Regions from separate parts of the Homo sapiens genome. Here region 2 is linked to region 1. Evidence: read pairs that join two places in POLR2A ChIA-PET (ENCODE). Cell type or tissue: GM12878. All regions are shown on one strand. Region 1 overlaps STIM1 (stromal interaction molecule 1). Region 2 overlaps STIM1 (stromal interaction molecule 1).

Evidence for each region. ChIA-PET counts read pairs that join two places held together with the same protein. Peaks named below come from ENCODE experiments on the same cell type or tissue, not always from the same donor. Only the 100,000 strongest peaks of a DNase experiment are listed, where the experiment ranks them.
Region 2: POLR2A ChIA-PET joins it to region 1 with 7 read pairs; 4 of 35 experiments call an interaction of 5 or more read pairs at or near these places.

The regions. Positions count from the first base shown.
Region 1 is chr11:3,917,404-3,922,403 of GRCh38, forward strand. The region is part of intron 1 of STIM1 (stromal interaction molecule 1); the gene reads left to right. Among named protein-coding and RNA genes, the nearest start is that of PPIAP40, 26 kb to the left of the region's middle. In GM12878, no CTCF peak of the experiment used is centred here; a DNase peak (open chromatin) is centred at 2,878; H3K4me3 peaks cover 294 bases; H3K27ac peaks cover 776 bases.
Region 2 is chr11:4,004,935-4,009,934 of GRCh38, forward strand. The region is part of intron 2 of STIM1 (stromal interaction molecule 1); the gene reads left to right. Among named protein-coding and RNA genes, the nearest start is that of RRM1, 87 kb to the right of the region's middle. In GM12878, no CTCF peak of the experiment used is centred here; no DNase peak of the experiment used is centred here.

The sequences.
Region 1 (5,000 bases):
AAAAGGTGAATGCTGACTTCACAGGGTTTCTGTTTTTTTTTTTTTTTTTGAGACAGGGTCTGGCTCTGTCGGCCAGGCTGGAGTGCAGTGACACGATCTTGGTTCACTGCAACCTTTACCTCCTGGGTTCAAACGATCCTCCCACCTCAGCTTCTCAAGTAGCTGGGACTACAGGCGCATGCCACCATGTCTGGATAATTTTTGCATTTTTTGTAGAGACAGGATTTTGCCATGTTGCCCAGGCTGGTGTTGAACTCCTGGACTCAAACGATCACCTGCCTTGGCCTCTCAAAGTGTTGGGACTGCAGGTGTGAGCCACCGTACCCAGCCTTGTTTTGTTTTTGAAGATGAGCTGAGGTTATCAGTGGAAAAGTGATTTGGAAACCATAAAATGAGATTTGGGAATGTAATAGAGAATCAAGGCGAAGACTAAGTTTTCTGGGAGTTTTTAAAAAGATTCTTTCGTGACTGTGATTCTCAGAAAAGGTTTGAGGCTTACTGACTAGATAGTTGATTTTCAATTTTTTATTCAAATAATTTTGCATTTGTTGTGACTCTTTCTTTTGCAGGTGACGGAAATACAATTCAGACAGACTTAACCAAGAGAGGGACTTTATTGACTGAGTAACTAGAAAGCCTAGAAGTAGTTCTACTTTTAGACACAGCTAGACACAGGGAGGTAAATTATGTCATTAGGACTCACTCTCTCCCCCTTTGGCTCTGCTTTTCTTTGTACTGGTGTCATTCTTAGGCAGGCTTTCTCCCATGTAGTGGCAAAGAAAGATATCAGATTTGGGTATGCATCCTAACAGCTTATTGAAAGATACAACAGGCCTGGCATGTTGGTTCAAGCCTATAATTCTAGCATTTTGGGAGGCCAAGGCAGGTGGATCACTTGAGCCCAGGAGTTTGAGACCAGCCTGGGTAACATGAGGAAATCGCATCTCTACAAAAAATACAAAAATTAGCTGGGCGTGGTGGCTTGTACCTGTAGTCCTAGCTACTCAGGAGACTTGTACCTGTAGTCCTAGCTACTCAGGAGACTGAGCTTGAGCCTGGGAGGTCAAGGCTGCAGTGAGCCAAGATCAGACCACTGCACTCCAGCCTGGGAGACAGTCAGACACTGTCTCAAAAAAAAAAAGAAAGAAAGAAAGAAAGAAAGAAAGATACAACATAATACCTCTCTTTCCTGATGGTGCTGGTGGTCCTGGGTATGATTTTGGCTTGGGTCCTATGCCCATCCTAAAGTAATCACTGTGGCCAGGAGAATACTGGCCTTTAATTGGCCAACAGAGTTCCATTCTACTCATGGAACCCAGGGGTCAGGGTCAGCTTCCCTGGAACCATGTGGATCGAGAACAGGAAAGAGGTGGTTCCTTAAGGGAAGAAGATCAAGGTACATTTACAGAAAGGTAGGTTTGGGAGGTAGGGAAATAGTTTTAAGTCAACAAAATTCGTAGATGTTTACTACATAATTAAGCCATTTTTGTTAAAAAAAGTGTGTTTCCAATATTTAAAACTCAACAAAAGTAGAATTCTACTTGAAGTAGATATTGCCAGGAGACTTGGACAGGGGAGGGAAGGAGAGGAGGAGTCTATAGAGCATAATTTGAAAACTGCTAGACAGTTTATCCATTAAATATTTGCTTGAGGTGGGATAGTGCTTGAATCCTTTCTTTGCATCTTTCTGACATTTTATAATAGAGATTGTATTTTCCTTCTAATCAGGGAGAGGGAGGTAAGTAGCAGAGCCAGTCATTGTCTGGGGCTGAAGATGCCAAGGACTTTTCTTAGCCCCAACACCAAACTGTGTTTTTTTGAGATGGAGTTTCGCTCTTACTGCCCAGGCTGGAGTGCAATGGTGCGATCTCGGCTTACTGCAACCTCTGCCTCCCGGGTTCAAGTGATTCTCCTGCCTCAGCCTCCCGAGTAGCTGGGATTACAGGCATGCGCCACCATGTCCAGCTAATTTTGTATTTTTAGTAGAGACGGGGTTTCACCATCTTGGCCAGGCTGGTCTCGAACTCCTGACCTCAGGTGATCCACCTGCCTCTGCCTCCCAAAGTGCTGGGATTACAGGTGTGAGCCACCATGCCCAGCCTGAAACTGAGTTTTTTTTTTAGAAGCCATGAGTCTTTCAAATTTAAATAGTGACTCATAGAGAACAGGAAGAAGTTGCTTTATAATGTGTTGGTTAATGTAAGTGATGAAATATATTCGTATCCTAAGCATTTGGCAGGGGCTCTATATGGTACGGTGTATAAAGCTGTGAGCTGGATGGATTCTGTATTATAAATTGAGTGAGGATGAAAGCTGCCCTCACGTACTATCCAGTTTACCAGGCAGCCAACAACCATTCGATTTTTTAAAAAATTGAAGTAAAAATCACATAACAGTTTGGTGGTGGTACAGGCCTGTAATCCCTGCTACTTGGGATGCTGAAGTGGGAGGATCCCTTTAGTCCAAGGGTTCAAGACCAGCCTGGACAACATAGCAAGAATCAGTCTGCACAAAAAATTAAAAAATTAGTCTGGCATGGTGGCATGCCCCTTTAGCCCTTTCTACTCAGGAGGCTAAGGTGAGAGGATTGCTTGAACCCAGGAGTTTGAGGCTGCAGTAAGCTATGATTGCGCCAGTGTACTCTAGCCTGAGTAGCAGAGCAAGACCCCTGTTTCTTAAAAAAAAAATTCACATTCCATAAAACTTATTATTTTGAAGTGTACAATTTTTTTTTTTTGGTAGAGATGGGGTCTTGCCATATTACCCAGACTGGTTTCAAAGTCCTGCCTTCAAGCAGTCTTTCTGCCTCAGCCTCCTAAAGTGCTGTGATTACAGGCATGAGTCATTGTGCCCCGCCCAATTTGGTGGTTTTCAACAATTTTGTGTAACCGTTACCACTATCTAATTTCAGAACATTTTCATCACCCTAAAAAGAAACACTGCACCCATTAAGCAGTCACACTCCCTATTCTCTATCCTCTGGCAATCATTAGTCTACTTTCTGTCTCCATGAATTTGCCTATTCTGAACATTTCATATAAATGGAATCATGTCTGGTTTCTTTCACTTAGTATGATTTTAATATATATATTTATCTTGTTACTTTTCTGTGATACTTTTTTTGAAGTAGAATTATCCCACAGACCTACCAACTGGTCATTTTCTCTGTCCCCAAGTGTATAATTGGGATTGACAAACTCAGCAGTTAAAGATAGCACCCATACTGGATACTTGACCTGTTGAATAAGAGGTGTCATAGTGGGAAGGCTAAGTGGAAGCCTTGGAAACTACCTTCTGCTCTCCTGGCCAAGATAGTGAACCAAACCCAATAACACCTTCTGGGACAGATGGTGGAGAGTAGTGCTACCCTGAAGTATCTTTTTTTTTTTATTTTTTTTAATTTTTTTTTTGAGATGGAGCCTTGTTCTGTTTCCCAGGCTGGAGTGAAATGGTGCAGTCTTGGCTCACTACAGCCTCCACCTTCTGGGTTCAAGTGATTCTCCTGCCTCAGCCTCCCAAGTAGCTGGCATTATAGGCACCCGCCACTACGCATGGCTAATTTTTGTATTTTTAGTAGAGACGGGGTTTCACCATGTTGACCAGGCTGGTTTTGAACTCCTGACCTCAGGTAATCTGCCCACCTTGGCTTCCCAAAGTGCTGGGATTACAGACGTGAGCCACTGCACCCGACCTACCCTTAAGTATCTTAAGATGCAAGGTGGTGGTCTCTATCCTATCTATATTTAATTCATTAGTCTGCCCCTGTAAAACTGGATTGATCAGAGAATGACTGGACTTCAGTAATTTTGATTTAGCATCCCCAAATGTGGCTGCCATGATGGATTTGATATCTTTGCTAGAGCAGGTTATACTTCGATATTTGGCCATTGATTTGGCAAACGCATTATTTTCTGTTTCAGTCAGAAAAAAGGATTAAAAACTATTTGTATTCATGGGGAACATATCAGTATTCCTTTATAGTTTTGCCTAGGGATATGTAAACACTTCTACTCTTATACTGTTTGTCATAATATAGTCAAAAGATACCTGGACCATCTGGCCATAGAACATCACCATGATATATTACGTTGACAACATCATGCTAACCAGACAGCATTAGCACACTGGAGGCCTTGGTAAGATGTGTGTGCTCCACAGTGGGTACTGTCACATTCTTTGCCAAACTGGATATACTTGGTTTTAAAATATGTCCACAAATTCTTTGATACTCTTTCCATCAAGGGGTGGAGTCTAATTCCTCTCCCCTTGAGCTGGACCTCACTTTCTATTCTAACAAATAGAATAAAGTGAACATGATAGTGTACAACTTCAGAAATCAGGTCATAAAAGGCACTACAGTTTCCTTTTTGCTTTCTCTCTGTCTCTTAAATTATTCACTCTGCGGAAGTCCCATCAATATATTGTGAGGACACTCAAGAAGCATATGGAAAAGGCCATGTGGAGAACTAGTGTTTCCTGACAACAATCAGCATGGACTTGCTGGGAATGTGAGTGAGCCACCATGAAAGCAAATCCTCCAGCCCCAGTCAAACCATCAGATGGCTATTGGCCTTTTAAAACCTAAGAGACCAGAGCCATAGCCACTCAGTTAAGCCACTTCCTTGATTCGTAACCCTCAGAAACTGTATGAAATAATGTTTATTGTTTTAAGCAACTAAATTTTGGGGGTAATTTGTTATGCAATTATAGATATTAATATACATTCCTACAAGCAGAATATGAGAATTCTAGTTGTCTGACCTTCTTTTCAACATCTAGTATTTCCCTTTTTTATTTTAGCCATTCTAGTGAGTGCTAACACCACTGTTATCACATTGTGGTTTAATTTGTTTTTCCCCAGTGACTAATGTATAGAGCATCTTTTGACATATGTATGAATATCTATATAGACATATAGATATGTATATGTGTATTTAATATCTGGATTTATTATTTTGGTGATTATCTGGATTTTATTATTTGTTCAAGCCTTTTTGCCC
Region 2 (5,000 bases), 88 kb after region 1:
CACTTCTCAAAAGAAGACATTTATGCAGCCAAAAAACACATGAGAAAATGCTCATCATCACTGGTCATCAGAGAAATGCAAATCAAAGCCACAATGAGATAGCATCTCACACCAGTTAGAATGGCAATCATTAAAAAGTCAGGAAACAACAGGTGCTGGAGAGGATGTGGAATAATAGGAACACTTTTACACTGTTGGTGGGACTGTAAACTAGTTCAACCATTGTGGAAGTCAGTGTGGCGACTCCTCAGGGATCTAGAACTAGAAATACCATTTGACCCAGCCATCCCATTACTAGGTATACACCCAAAGGACTATAAATCATGCTGCTATAAAGACACATGCACGCGTATGTTTATTGTGGCAGTATTCACAATAGCAAAGACTTGGAACCAACCCAAATGTCCAACAATGATAGACTGGATTAAGAAAATGTGGCACATATACACCATGGCATACTATGCAGCCATAAAAGATGAGTTCATCTCCTTTGTAGGGACATGGATGAAATTGGAAATCATCATTCTCAGTAAACTATCGCAAGGACAAAAAACCAAACACCGCATGTTCTCACTCATAGGTGGGAATTGAACAATGAGAACACATGACACAGGAAGGGGAACATCACACTCTGGGGACTGTTGTGGGGTGGGGGGAGGGGGGAGCGATAGCTTTAGGAGATATACCTAATGCTAAATGACGAGTTAATGGGTGCAGCACACCAGCATGGCACATGTATACATATATAACTAACCGGCACATTGTGCACATGTACCCTAAAACTTAAAGTATAATAATAATAATAAAAAAGATTATTCTAGTGTCTAATATGGTAGATAGACTGACAGAAAAGAGACTAGACGTACAAAGATAAGTGAGAAATGACTGCTGTATCCCTGCCTTGAGCAACAGCTTCTGATCTCAGTGGAAACAGATATTTCACTCATGAAACGTACATGTCCTAGAACTCTGTAAATGACATTTAGAGCTATTGTACCTGAAATATGGTATGCTTCCTTGCTAGATGTTCAAGAGGTAAATAAGAGTTGGTAAACTTTTCAGATCTGGAACATGTGACTTATGGGTTTGATATGGCTTGGTTCTGTGTCCCCACCAAATCTCGTGTTGAATTGTAATCCCCAGTGCTGGAGGTGGGGCTGTTAGGAGTGATTGGATTATCGGGGTGATGTTCTCATGAATTGTTTAACACCATCCCCTCTCAGTATTGAATAGTGAGTGAGTTCTCATGAGATCTGGTCATTTAGAAGTGTGGTAGCACCTCCCCCTTTGCTCTTTCTTCCTCCTGCTCTGGCTGTGTATGGTGTGTCTGTTTCCCTTTCACCTTCTGCCTTGATTGTAAGTTTCCCAAGGCCTCCCCAGAAGCAGAAGCTGCTATGCTTCCTGTACAGCCTGCGGAATGGTGAGCCAATTAAACCTCTTTTCTTATAAATTACCCAGTCTCAGGTATTTCTTTTTTTCTTTCTTTTTAAAATTTTCTTTGGCGGAGTCTCATGCTGTTGCCCAGGCTGGAGTGCAGTGGCACAATCTCGGCTCCCTGCAACTTCTGTTTCCTGGGTTCAAGCGATTCTCCTTCCTCACCCTCCCAGGTAGCTGGGATTACAGGCACAAGCCATGATGGCAGCTATTTTTTATATTTTTAGTAGAGACGGGATTTGACCATGTTGGCCAGGCTGGTCTTGAATTCCTGACCTCAAGTGATCTGCCCACCTCTGGTTCCCAAAGTGCTGGGATTACAGGTGTGAGCCACTGTGCCCAGCCACAGGTATTTCTTTATAGCAATGTAATAATGGACTAATGTAGGGTTCTAAATATTGTGGGCTGGATGGGGGTTGGAGAGCAGCAGAGAAAGTGGGAATGGAGGTGGGACAATTTGGTTTGGGAAATATGGAAGGTAAGTAGTAGGGAACAAGGTTGGAAAGGGGAGGGAAGTGTTATTGATTCTAAGGAAGAACCCAGGAAAGCCATCCAGATTGCTGTACCCAAAGGTGTGCTGCTCTTCTTCTGGCTTTATGTCAGTGAATTCTCTTCTCTGGTGGATCAAGCTGGCTGGGCCTATTTTGTAGAAATTATAGAGAGATGTCTCCCCTCTTCTCTGCTCCCACTCTCACTACTTCACTACTGCTTGACACTTGGGATGGGTTTATGCCATGTGCCACCTCCTGGGAGATCATTTTTCTGGGCGCATGGAACTAAATATACTTACTGACAGCTGGTAGCTTGGCTCTTTGTAGAACTATTGAGCTGTATAGTTCTAGCCAATGTTGCATTCCCCATGGTAAGGCAGGACTCTTGGGGAGCCTCCTTAGGTATTCCTGAGAGAAGAGCTGCTTGTTCTAAGTCTGAAATAGTAAATCCCTTTGGTGGGATCCAAAAGCTGCCTGTTTAGCTTTGTTATCACCTTTCGTTACTTTTAAACTTTGTCTTAAATCAGACTTTAGCTATTAGCTGGATGTGGGACAGTGTTCAAAGTAAGATGTGGTAATGCCTACTTCAAGTATATTGAACATCAAAGTTACAGCTCAATATAATATTCTTGGGTGCTAGTACCCAGCTTGTGGCTGGGTAACTGGGAACTTCCGTTGAGGGTATATGGTTTGGCAGGGGAGATAGACATCTAATAAGACTGATAAAGGTATTCATAGGCACTATGGGAGCACAGAAGAAGTCACCTTTGATCAAGAATCTTTTTCTGTTACTTTCCTGTCCTTATCTCACTCTCCTTCCAATAATAATCTCAATTAATATCTGAATTGTGCTTTCAAACTCAGTACTTTAGTGTACAACAGGAATTACAAACTGTGCCCCTGAAGGGTCAGAGGGCATTGTAAGTGAGTAATGTGGGCTGTATAAATGCATGTGCATAAGTCTGTGAGTGGTGAGAGCTGTGGGAAAATGGAGAGCCCACACCTCTTCAGAAGGAGCAGCTCTGGCAGACTGTTGCCATGTAGTCATGTACTCCAAGAGCAGTTCTAAGAGATAGGGGATTGAGACCTCCATAGCTCCTTTAGCACCAACTCCCCAACCTTTAAGATACCCCAAATTGTATAACATATATATATTCATACTCATATATAATATGAATTATACATATTTTATATATAGTCATAGGCCACATAAGGACATTCAGTCAACAGTGGGCCACATATGCAATGTGGTTCCATAAGATTATAATATATTTTACTATATCTTTTTTATGTTTGGATATGTTTAGGTACACAAATACTTACTACTGTGTTACAACTCCCTACAATATTGAGTACAGTAACATGTTGTACAAGTTTGTAGCCTAGGAGCAATAGGCTATTTCATATAACCTAGGTGTGTAGTAGGCTATACACATCTAGCATACTCTATGATGTTGACACATGATGCATTTCTTAGAATGTATCCCCATCATATGTCATAAGTGAATGACATATAATGAAACCAATTTTAACAGAGGCTAATTTGTTATAAACAAGGGTTAAGTTCCTATGGCATATTTCTGGTCACAAAAACATCACCAAACTTACAAATAAAGACCAAAACACTTACAATATGAAACACTGAAATAAATGTGAGCTGTATATACATTTAAGAAAGATTAATAAAAACAAGTAAGATAATTATTTATAATTATTTACCTACTTATTTCAGTTTAGGGTTGAGAGTGTCCAGAGTTTATGCTAGCAGCTCAGGGTGCAAGGTGGGCACCAACTCTGGATAGGACGCCATTTCATTGCATGGCACACTCACACACCCACACTCACTCAGGCTAGGACCATGGAGACATGCCAGTTCACCTAAAATGTACATCTTTGGGATGTGGGAGGAAATCAGAGAATGCACAGAAAACCCATGCACACATGGGGAGAGCATGGAAACTTCACACAGACAGTAGCCCCAGCCAGGAATTGATTTTTTTTTCATTGACGTTATAAAGAAATGACATTGAAAGAAATGGTGTTATTTGAGGAGCTGCTGTATATATTTATTCTTTGATATGGAGAATTGATTTTTTCCTTAAGTTTAAGTAAAAGGTTAATAAAAACATCTTCATAAAAAGTTGCATTTTGGCTGGGTGCGGTGGCTCACGCCTGTAATCCCAGCACTTTGGGAGGCCGAGGCGGGCAGATCACGAGGTCAGGAGATCGAGACCATTCTGGCTAACACAGTGAAACCGCGTCTCTACTAAAAATTAAAAAAAAAAATTAGCCGGGTGTGGTGGCAGGCCCCTGTAGTCCCAGCTACTTGGAAGGCTGAGGCAGGAGAATGGCGTGAACTCAGGAGGCGGAGCTTGCAGTGAGCTGCGATCGCGCCACTGCACTCCAGCCTGTGCAACAGGGAAAGAGTGTCTCAAAAAAAAAAAAAAAGTTGCATTTTAAAATTAATTTGTGGCCGGGTGTGGTGGCTCACGCCTGTAATCCCAGCACTTTGGGAGGCCGAGGCAGGCAGATCACTTGAGATCAGGAGTTCGAGACTAGCCTGGCCAACATGCTGAAACCCTGCCTCCACTAAAAACACAAAAATTAGCATGATGGTGGGCGCCTGTAATCCCAGCTACTCAGGAGGCTGAGGCAGGAGAATTGCTTGAACCCGGCGGGCAGAGGTTGCAGTGAGCTGAGATCATGCCACTGCACTCCAGCTTGGGCAGACAGAGTGAGACTCCATCTCAAAATAATAATAATAATAATAATAATAAATAAAGTAAAATAAAATTAATTTGTAATGAATAATCTTCATAAAAATAGTGTGCTTGCTATGCAAATGCAACCTCATGACAAGTCCCTTAGCTCTCACTCTCCTTTTCCAATTAAATTGTTAGTCCTTAAGCCACTCCTGTATAAAATTCTAAAGTCATTGGAGCTTACTGTGGCTAGATATTTTTATTTTTTTGAGACAGGATCTTGCTCTATTGCCCAGGCTGGAGTACAGTGGTACGATCACGGCTTACCGCAACCTTAACATCTTGGGTTCAAGTAATCCTCTCACCTCAGCCT